2 separate regions of the Mus musculus genome follow, and region 1 is linked to region 2. A link is a contact called in ENCODE Hi-C or POLR2A ChIA-PET data. All regions are on one chromosome and are shown on one strand. Each heading gives the region's core, a stretch centred on a gene start or an enhancer-like site at or near the end of the contact. The rest is flanking DNA. Distances are from core to core; before and after follow the strand shown. Region 1 holds the start of Eprs (glutamyl-prolyl-tRNA synthetase). Region 2 holds the start of Iars2 (isoleucine-tRNA synthetase 2, mitochondrial).

Region 1 (3,736 bases), core at 932-3,431, 34 kb before region 2:
CAACCCAATTAAGGGATACATAAGTAAGAGGTTTGGCATCTTCAGGAGACAACGCTATTAAAACCAAGCTAATAAATCATTCCACATTGAAAGAAGACGTGAAAAAGGACAGTAAAGGGCAAATAAAGCATGGTCCTCCTAGATCCTGGCAACTACTTAGAACAATCAGCCCCAGAACAACAAAGACGACTGAGCATTAGGCAGAATTCTATCAGCCTATACTTCCTGGATGAAGTCAGGGAGAGATTCCTTGCCTGTAGGAGACACCGAAGAAGTATTCTGGAGGCAGAAGCATCAAATAAGCTCTGTGTTCTTAAGTAGGATGGGGAAAGTTCTATGTGTGAGTTTGAAAGTGTTTTAGCACACACACACTCTCACAAAATGACATGTTAAAGCCATAAAATCCTCACAATGTGATGGGTTTTTTCTAAATATTTAATCCAATTTTATTACTTAAAAGAGAATATATATCTGATCTATAGGCAATAAAAAATTAAAATAAGAGAAAGAGGTGCAAGCAGAAAAATAATATACATTCTCTAACTGGCTTAGAGTTCAAAATGCAAACCAAATTTAAGAGTGTTTTCCAGAATACCAGCAGAATTTGATTCTGAGTTTTAAGGATACAGACTTCATGGTCCCCTGCAGTGATTTTTCAAGGCAGTTTTTACAAACACAAAAAACCTCACACACACACCCCACCCCTCCGGGGGGGGGGGGGGGGAACAAAAACAAAAAAAAACCAAACCTATAGTTTAGCTATGCACTGAACAGCTAAAATGTGAAAAAACTCTTCCTGTAGTCTCACTAAATTCTGGCAACCAGCGCTGGAAAGGTTTCCTTCTTCCTTACAGAACAAATCAAGGAATCTCAACTGCACTCCGCAGCGGGCAGAACTCAGGCCTCCAGGATTAGCCACGAGGTCAGCATCATCTACCTAGTGCCGTTTCAAACCAAGAATCACATCTACTTCTTTCAGGGCTCATGGATTTGTTGTGAGGTTAGCATACAGAGACTGGAACTAACATGCTAAAATGTTATCATTTTAGAACATTTCAAGCGATTGCTACAGTCTATTTTTAGGGCTGGTGAGTGTGGCTCAACAGTCAAGTGCTTGCCTACAATGCAAAGCTCCCTGAGCTGTTTCCCAGCGCATTAATACATAAATAAATGTCTTTTCACTCCAATAGGCGCAGACTGCTGTCAAAGTTGAGGTTGCAAGAAATTTCATCAGCCCCACATGGCCAATTGTATTCAAGGGGCTGACTTTTTGAGTATTAGAAAAAGTACTTCCAAGTCTACATGATAAAATTTTTGGGTTGTTTCCCAAAGTAATGAAAAGACAGAAATTTTAAACTAGCTAGCAATAGCGTTAGCCACTTTGAAAAATCAATTTCGAATGGAACGTAGGATGACGTTTACTCGAGCCTGGACTACGTCCACGGGGTGTGTAGTAAAACAGCCAGTAGCATTAGTCCGCAGCGTTCCTACGGCTTTCCGTAATTACAGCCTTCGACCACAAGCCAACGCAGCCTCAGTAAAAATTCCAAGTGCTGACAGAAAAGTCTACCTTGCTCCCTTTAACTCGACAACCGAAGGGAAAGTGGGGCAAGTGAATTCAGATCTCCTGAGAGGTGGGGAAGGGGCGGGAGGTTCCTAGATCGCATTAAAAGGACGGGCCGGACAGACAGTTGGGGTTTTAATTCCACTTCAAAAGCCACTTGGGACCCTGGCAGAGTCGCAGCCATAGTCTCGTGTCTCCCCGCGGGGCTCTGGTCCTGTCCCCCCACTCCCGGGACAGCGGGCCTCGGGAGACGGCGCCCCGAGCGGACAGAGGCCGGGGCCACGCGGGGCTGGGTTCCCCGCAGAGCAGAACAGGCCCGTCCGTCCCGGGGCGGGAGGCTCGTTCGGCGTGACCGCCGCGGCACCAGCCCCGCACCCACGCGCTGATGCAACCCGCGCGGGTCGGCGGCGCCCTTACCCAGCGGAGGGTTTCCGGCGTTCACCGTGAGGCACAGCGCCGCCATCTCCCAGGAGCTGCGGTCTACTCGTCGGGCTGCCTTCCTGGCGGCGAGGGTTCAGGTGGAAGCAAGGAGATGCAACGTGTGCGCGCGACCGAAGGCACCGCAGCCCTGACTCCTCCCCACGGGCCGCCACCGCCGGAGTCGGTGCGCACGCTACGACACGTCATAAATATGCGCCCGCCAAGGCAGCCTTCGCTCCGCCCCACTCCACGCGCCACGACTGCAGAGAGGTCAAGGCAGGCTACTCTGTGCGTCATCGCTGCGCGCCCACGACATTTCAGCCTCTCTCCCGTCCCCGGCCCGCGGATACTGACGTCTGGCGAACGCTATTGAACGTAATCGCCGTGCGTCGCCTCCACCTTAACCGCACGCTCCAGTTGCCTCTTGGCAGCAGGACTGGGCACCCGTGAGGTGCCACTCCGTTGTGGAAAAGGAACAGCCGTTAAGACCCATCGGAAAGTGAGGGAAGCAGGCGGACGATAGACTAGTCCATTCTGGGGCAGTGGCACATCCATGCACAAAGTCGACGAGCTACACTGGGTATAAGGGAGCTTCCCTTCAGTCTTCTCTAAAAGGAAATATTTTCAGGATTGTTTGGTGTGGTGCACGTCCCAGCATCTAGGAGGCAAGCTAGAAATACAGAAAACTATGGGGACAAAGAGAAAAAGGACCTGCTTGCTGGGCCTCCTGGCCCTGAGAATCAAGATTTCCAGATGTTACTATCTGTAGTGAAGCCTGCCAATATTGACAATGTTTGGGGGTTTTGTTTGTCTGTTTTAGAGAGAAGCATCTTCAAATGAGAGGGTTAATAATAATTCAGGCTATACAGAGAAACCCTGTCTCAAAAAACCAATAATAATAATTCAGGCTGGAGGCCTACGCGTATGTGAGCTTAAGGATGGTCTGCGAACCTCACAACAGTTAACTTGTGTTCACAGTGGAAACAAAAGAACAATTCAGGAACAGCCCATGACCAAATTCCTTAATAACCTTTAAAAATAATAACTTCAGTGTTCTTGCTAAGACCATGAAGTGTGACTGTGGTATGCGTCCTCTTTGGAGCACCTGTCAACTCCCATGCTTTAAAAAAAAAAAAAATCACATAGTAAACTCCAACTTTGAATCATAGTGGCTGCCTCTGAGGAGGTCTTCATGATAGACTTGTCTTGTCATTTCTGGAATCCAAGGTAATTAGAGAAGAGTATGACTGGGGGTAGGGGATTGAGTCAGAGAAGAAACAAAATGGCATTAAGTGCACTGGCTGGTGCCTTCTTTCATTCCTTTGTAATAGAAGTACCTTGCCGGCTGCAAAATGGCTGTGTATAAATGCTGGTTCAGAGGCAGGGACCCAAAGAAATAGCTACCCTATAGTTACATGAAAACATTGGCACATTCCTGAGGCTATTGGAAGGTAAGGGTAAATATGTACTGCTTCTGAAATCTCGCCTGCACCTTGAACTTGAACTTTTGGAAAATGCCCTGGGCAAACACATGCATCACAGAGAATTTGGATTAGAAACCCCCCTGAAAGATGCCTACTTATACACCCGGAAACAGGACAAATATTAGGGCAGCAGTGTGCTTTTGGTTTTGCATCTGAGCAATCTAGCCAAGGCTCTGCAAGTGTTCTACTCTTAAGATACTAAACACTGAGTCCTGAAGTCTTTCTTGAAGTTCTTGTCTTTTAACCATTACTATACTTATTTGTTGGT
Region 2 (4,186 bases), core at 263-2,762:
TTAGCCACTGAGATGCAGAGTCCACCGGCACTCTGGGAAGTATGCCTCTTTCATGAGCTCACAGTATCTTTGTAGGGAGAATTCTGGAGTTTTGTTTTTTTTGTTTTTGTTTGTTTTTAAAAAAACAGACAAACAAATGTTTTTGCTTGAATCCCAGATGCGGGGATATGGGGCTGCTTCAGACCATCCAACTATGACAGCGGCTGCTGACTCTGATTTGCCTCTTGCCCTAGCAGAGGCGTGGTTTTGCTACCTGTGGATAATTTCTGTGATTGTATGATATTTGAAATCAACTTTTCAGATGGTATATAAATGCTAAAGAGTGGAGACAGGGTGGCATAGTTGTGCTCACAGAGAAAATAAGATTGGGGTCTGTATCTCTTTTTCTCTCCTCTATCATTGTTCTTCTCCTATCTAGAGGTAGAGGATGAAACTGGGAGAATAAAGCATGGGAAAAGAATCCACAAAGTAGCTCAGACCAGCTACATATCTTCTCATAGGGTTTCCCAGAAAACAGCCTAGTTGATTGAATACAGCTAGTTGTTCTGGAGAGTTTGGTGGTAATGTTTTCTTCATGCTGCTGTGAGATGACAGCTGTCAGTCAGGTTCTCAAATGGGAAACTACAGTTCAGAGAACGGTATTGTAAATGCTGTCATTTACTACAGAGCAGGGGAGATGGTGGTACAAACAGGAGAATTCACAAAAACGCTTAAACACCGTGTATAATTCCAGGTGCGGGGGAAGGCCCGCATCCCCCGAGCCAGCTGCTTAGAAAGACTAACCATATGGGCCAGCTCTTTGTTTCTGAGAGACCCTAACTCCTTGAATGAGGTGAAAGAGGCATGGAAGATGATTCCCACCATCAACCTAGGACTTCCACATGCACACATAGATGCATGCCCACACATGCAAATATGCACACACACACACACGGAAATGAGAAGGCAAAACAGGCTGTATACTACCTCTGGCAGTCCACGTTTCCACTCTCTCGATACTTGCTACCAAACTTCATGCTTGTTCTAATCTATTAGATGGCTCTGTGTCATCCTGACTCCCAAAGGTGAGCATAGTTTTGCATTCATTGGCTATATTTTTTTTATGAATTGCCTGTGCTTACCTTTCCCCCCTTCCTTTATCTTGTTTGTAGTCACTTTCTATACATTTTTGTTAAAGTGTGGCACAAAAATGGCAAAATTACAGTTGTAAACCCGTGTAGCCCTGGCTGTCCTGCGGAGCTCATTCTGTAGACCAGGCTAGCCTCGAACTTGGAGACCCGACTGGCTCTGCCACCATGTGCTGGGACTAATCCCCTGCACCACCACTGCACGGCTTTAGCTTTGCTACTTTTGTTTATGACCCTGGACAAGTTAATTAAATGTATCTGATTGGGGAAAGCCGAGTGATAGTAAACACCTCTCTCTACCCCTACTAGACCTCATGAAAGACCTGTAGAGATACAGACTTCCAAGCCGGAAAACCCCGCCCTTGCTCTTGCCCCGCCCCTTCCGCCCCGGAGCGCGTGCGCAGTTCCTCGCCGCCGAGCTCTTCAAGGGTCTCTACCTTTAGGTACCGGGCGGCTGCCGTGGGCCGTGTGCGGAGGGCTCCGCCCGGCTCGTCCACCATGCACTGGGGGCTGTGCCCTCGCGGGCCCGGGGCGGCGGCGGTCGCCGCGGCTGGGAGCTTCTGGGGGCCAGCCCGTTTGCCCAGCCGCCTAGGGTGTCTGGGGATGACGAGGAGGCTCGTGGTACGATCCGTGGCCGGGGCGGACAGCCCCCAGAGCAGCTCGAAAGGCGGCAGATACCGTGACACGGTGCTGCTGCCGCAGACCAGCTTCCCGATGAAGCTGCTGGGCCGCCAGCAGTCCGACATGGAGCTGGAGATCCAGCAGGTACCGGACGCGGCCACCCGAGCAGGGCGGGGCGGGCCAGCTCTGCGGGAACCCTGCAGGCCGCGCGGCTTCCCCGGCGAGCGCCCAGCGGGCCGGGTTCCAAAGTGAAGCCCGGAGCCGCACCGAGCACCTTCCGATTTCCGCTCCCAGCGAGTCGGCTTTGCACACTTTTCCCTTTGTCACTTGTCAGAAAGTAGCCAGCGTGAGCATGTGTAAATGAAACTTCAGGAGTGGGCTGGAGAGGTAGCTCGGCGCCTAAGAGCGCTTGCCACCCTTGCGGAGGATCCGCGTTCCGTTTCCAGCACACAAGTCTGGCAGTTCACAACCACCTGTAACTCCAACTCCAGAAGATCCGATGCCTGACCTCTGTCTGCAGGCACCCGCGCTCGCGTGCACCACACACGAATAATCAAAGAGAAACTTAAAACTAAACTTAAAACATTATAAAAGTATTACCAAAGAAGGGAGGTTGAACCCCACCTTAGTCACATGTTTAGGTTTTTCACAGGAATCATGATTTCTTTGAAGGACAAAGTAGCGGCCCTTTTCTGGGTCCCCTGTGTCGTCGGTATCTGTCTCCTATGTCATACTGAATTTGCTAACGTCTGAGATTCATTCGTTAGTGTCTGCACACTAGAGTATTTAAGATATTTCTGATAATCAGGAATACTGCTTAAGTGAATAGCGTTAGCCTGAATATTCTTTGGATTTAGGGAATTATTGAGGCCAAAGAATTGAAAGAATAAATTACCAGTGTGTTTTGGGTGGCAGAGTGGACTGGGAATAGACAGGTTTTTCAGCAGGTCTGTATTGAGGTAGTGAATACTGAGAGACTTGCTAAGAATTTAGAGCCACCATGCCACATAAACGTTTACACTTTAGTCTGAAGAATTGTTGGGATTTTTGAAGACTACTGAAGGGCTGGAGAGATGGCTCAGTGGTTAAGAGCACTGATTGCTCTTCCAGAGGTCCTGAGTTCAAATCCCAGCAACCACGTGGTGGCTCACAACCATCTGTAATGGGATCTGATGCCCTCTTCTGGTGTGTCTGAAGACAGCTACAGTGTACTTATATAAATAAAATAAAGAAAATCTTAAGAATAAATAAATAAAGACTACTGAAAGTGTTAAGAGAATTCTAGTTTATTCCAAAAAGTTTTCCAGGTTCTATTTCTGGGCTGAATGGATTGGAATGGGATAAATGATGACCAGGTATTGATAAGGGTCTATGTATTTATGTGATATCTAAACATTGGCTTTTTTTTTTTTTTTTTAACAGAAATGTGGCTTTTCAGAGCTTTATTCCTGGCAAAGAGAAAGAAAAGTAAAGACGGAATTTTGCCTTCATGACGGGCCTCCTTATGCCAACGGTGACCCTCATGTTGGGCATGCCCTGAACAAGGTAATTAGAATTGAAGTGTAGAGCTTGGAAGTAAGTACTCTGCTAAAGAGTTTATATTGTCTGTGTATGGTAATTATATAAACTAGTATTGGCCTGTGCAAATACATGAATTATTAGTGAGTTTATGTATTTATTATGGTGTTTGGGAGTCAAACCCAGGGCCTTGTTTGTGCTAGGTAAGTATTCTTCTAGTGAACTGCATTCCAGATACACCTTGTGTGTGTGGTAAGGAACCCGGGATGTACCATGTGGGAGACTAGCCCTGCTCCTGCATCTCCTCTCTGTATCTGCAGCTCTCACTAGACACATTAGTAACCATGCAGCTCTCACTAGACACATTAGTAACCATGCAGCTCTCACTAGACACATTAGTAACCACATTTGATGCTGCATGGACACTAGCATTGCTGGAGTTTCCTGCCAGCCTTTTGTTACTCTACACTTAAGTTCCATCTTACTTGATACTTGCTGTTTATGTGTCAAGCATCTGTCTGTATTCCAGGTAGTGAACAACAAAGTCATATTCCTCCCTTGCTCTCTACCTGGAAAGGTGAGCAGGTAAAACATGTAACACACTAGATAGTGATGATAGCTGTGGAGGAGACAGGACGGGGAAGAAGAGACAGCAGGAGACTCAGTGTCAAGCCTTTCTAACAGAGGCTTAGTTTACTTTATGTGCACGGGTGCTTTGTGTGTGTGTGTGTGTACATCTGTGCACCACTGCCATGCTTAGTGCCTGTAGAGGCCAGAAGAAAGCTTGCAGATGCCCTGTAACTGGAGTTAAACACGGTTGTGAGCCTCCGTAGGTGCCCAGCTTCTCTGGGAGAGCAGTCAGTGCTGCTAACCACTGAGACATCTCTCCAGCCCCCTGTAACAGTTTTATATAGGTATAT

Evidence for each region. Hi-C counts contacts between places; a loop is a spot of excess contacts on that map. ChIA-PET counts read pairs that join two places held with the same protein, here RNA polymerase II (POLR2A).
Region 1: a map of gastrocnemius shows a loop between it and region 2 (4-fold over the local background). The contact joins the promoter of Eprs here to the promoter of Iars2 in region 2. A Hi-C loop is called at or near these places in 12 of 37 maps with a recorded cell type or tissue (T-helper 1 cell, T-helper 2 cell, adrenal gland and 3 more). POLR2A ChIA-PET finds 5 or more read pairs at or near these places in 3 of 5 experiments (Patski and embryonic stem cell).

Annotation. Positions count from the first base shown.
Region 1 is chr1:185,361,489-185,365,224 of GRCm38, reverse strand. Eprs (glutamyl-prolyl-tRNA synthetase) reads right to left here and starts at 2,181. Exons shown (of 32, transcript NM_029735.2): 1 at 1,982-2,181. The coding sequence starts at 2,027.
Region 2 is chr1:185,326,727-185,330,912 of GRCm38, reverse strand. Iars2 (isoleucine-tRNA synthetase 2, mitochondrial) reads left to right here and starts at 1,512. Exons shown (of 23, transcript NM_198653.3): 1 at 1,512-1,892; 2 at 3,171-3,293. The coding sequence starts at 1,626. It also overlaps a transcript of Bpnt1 not described here.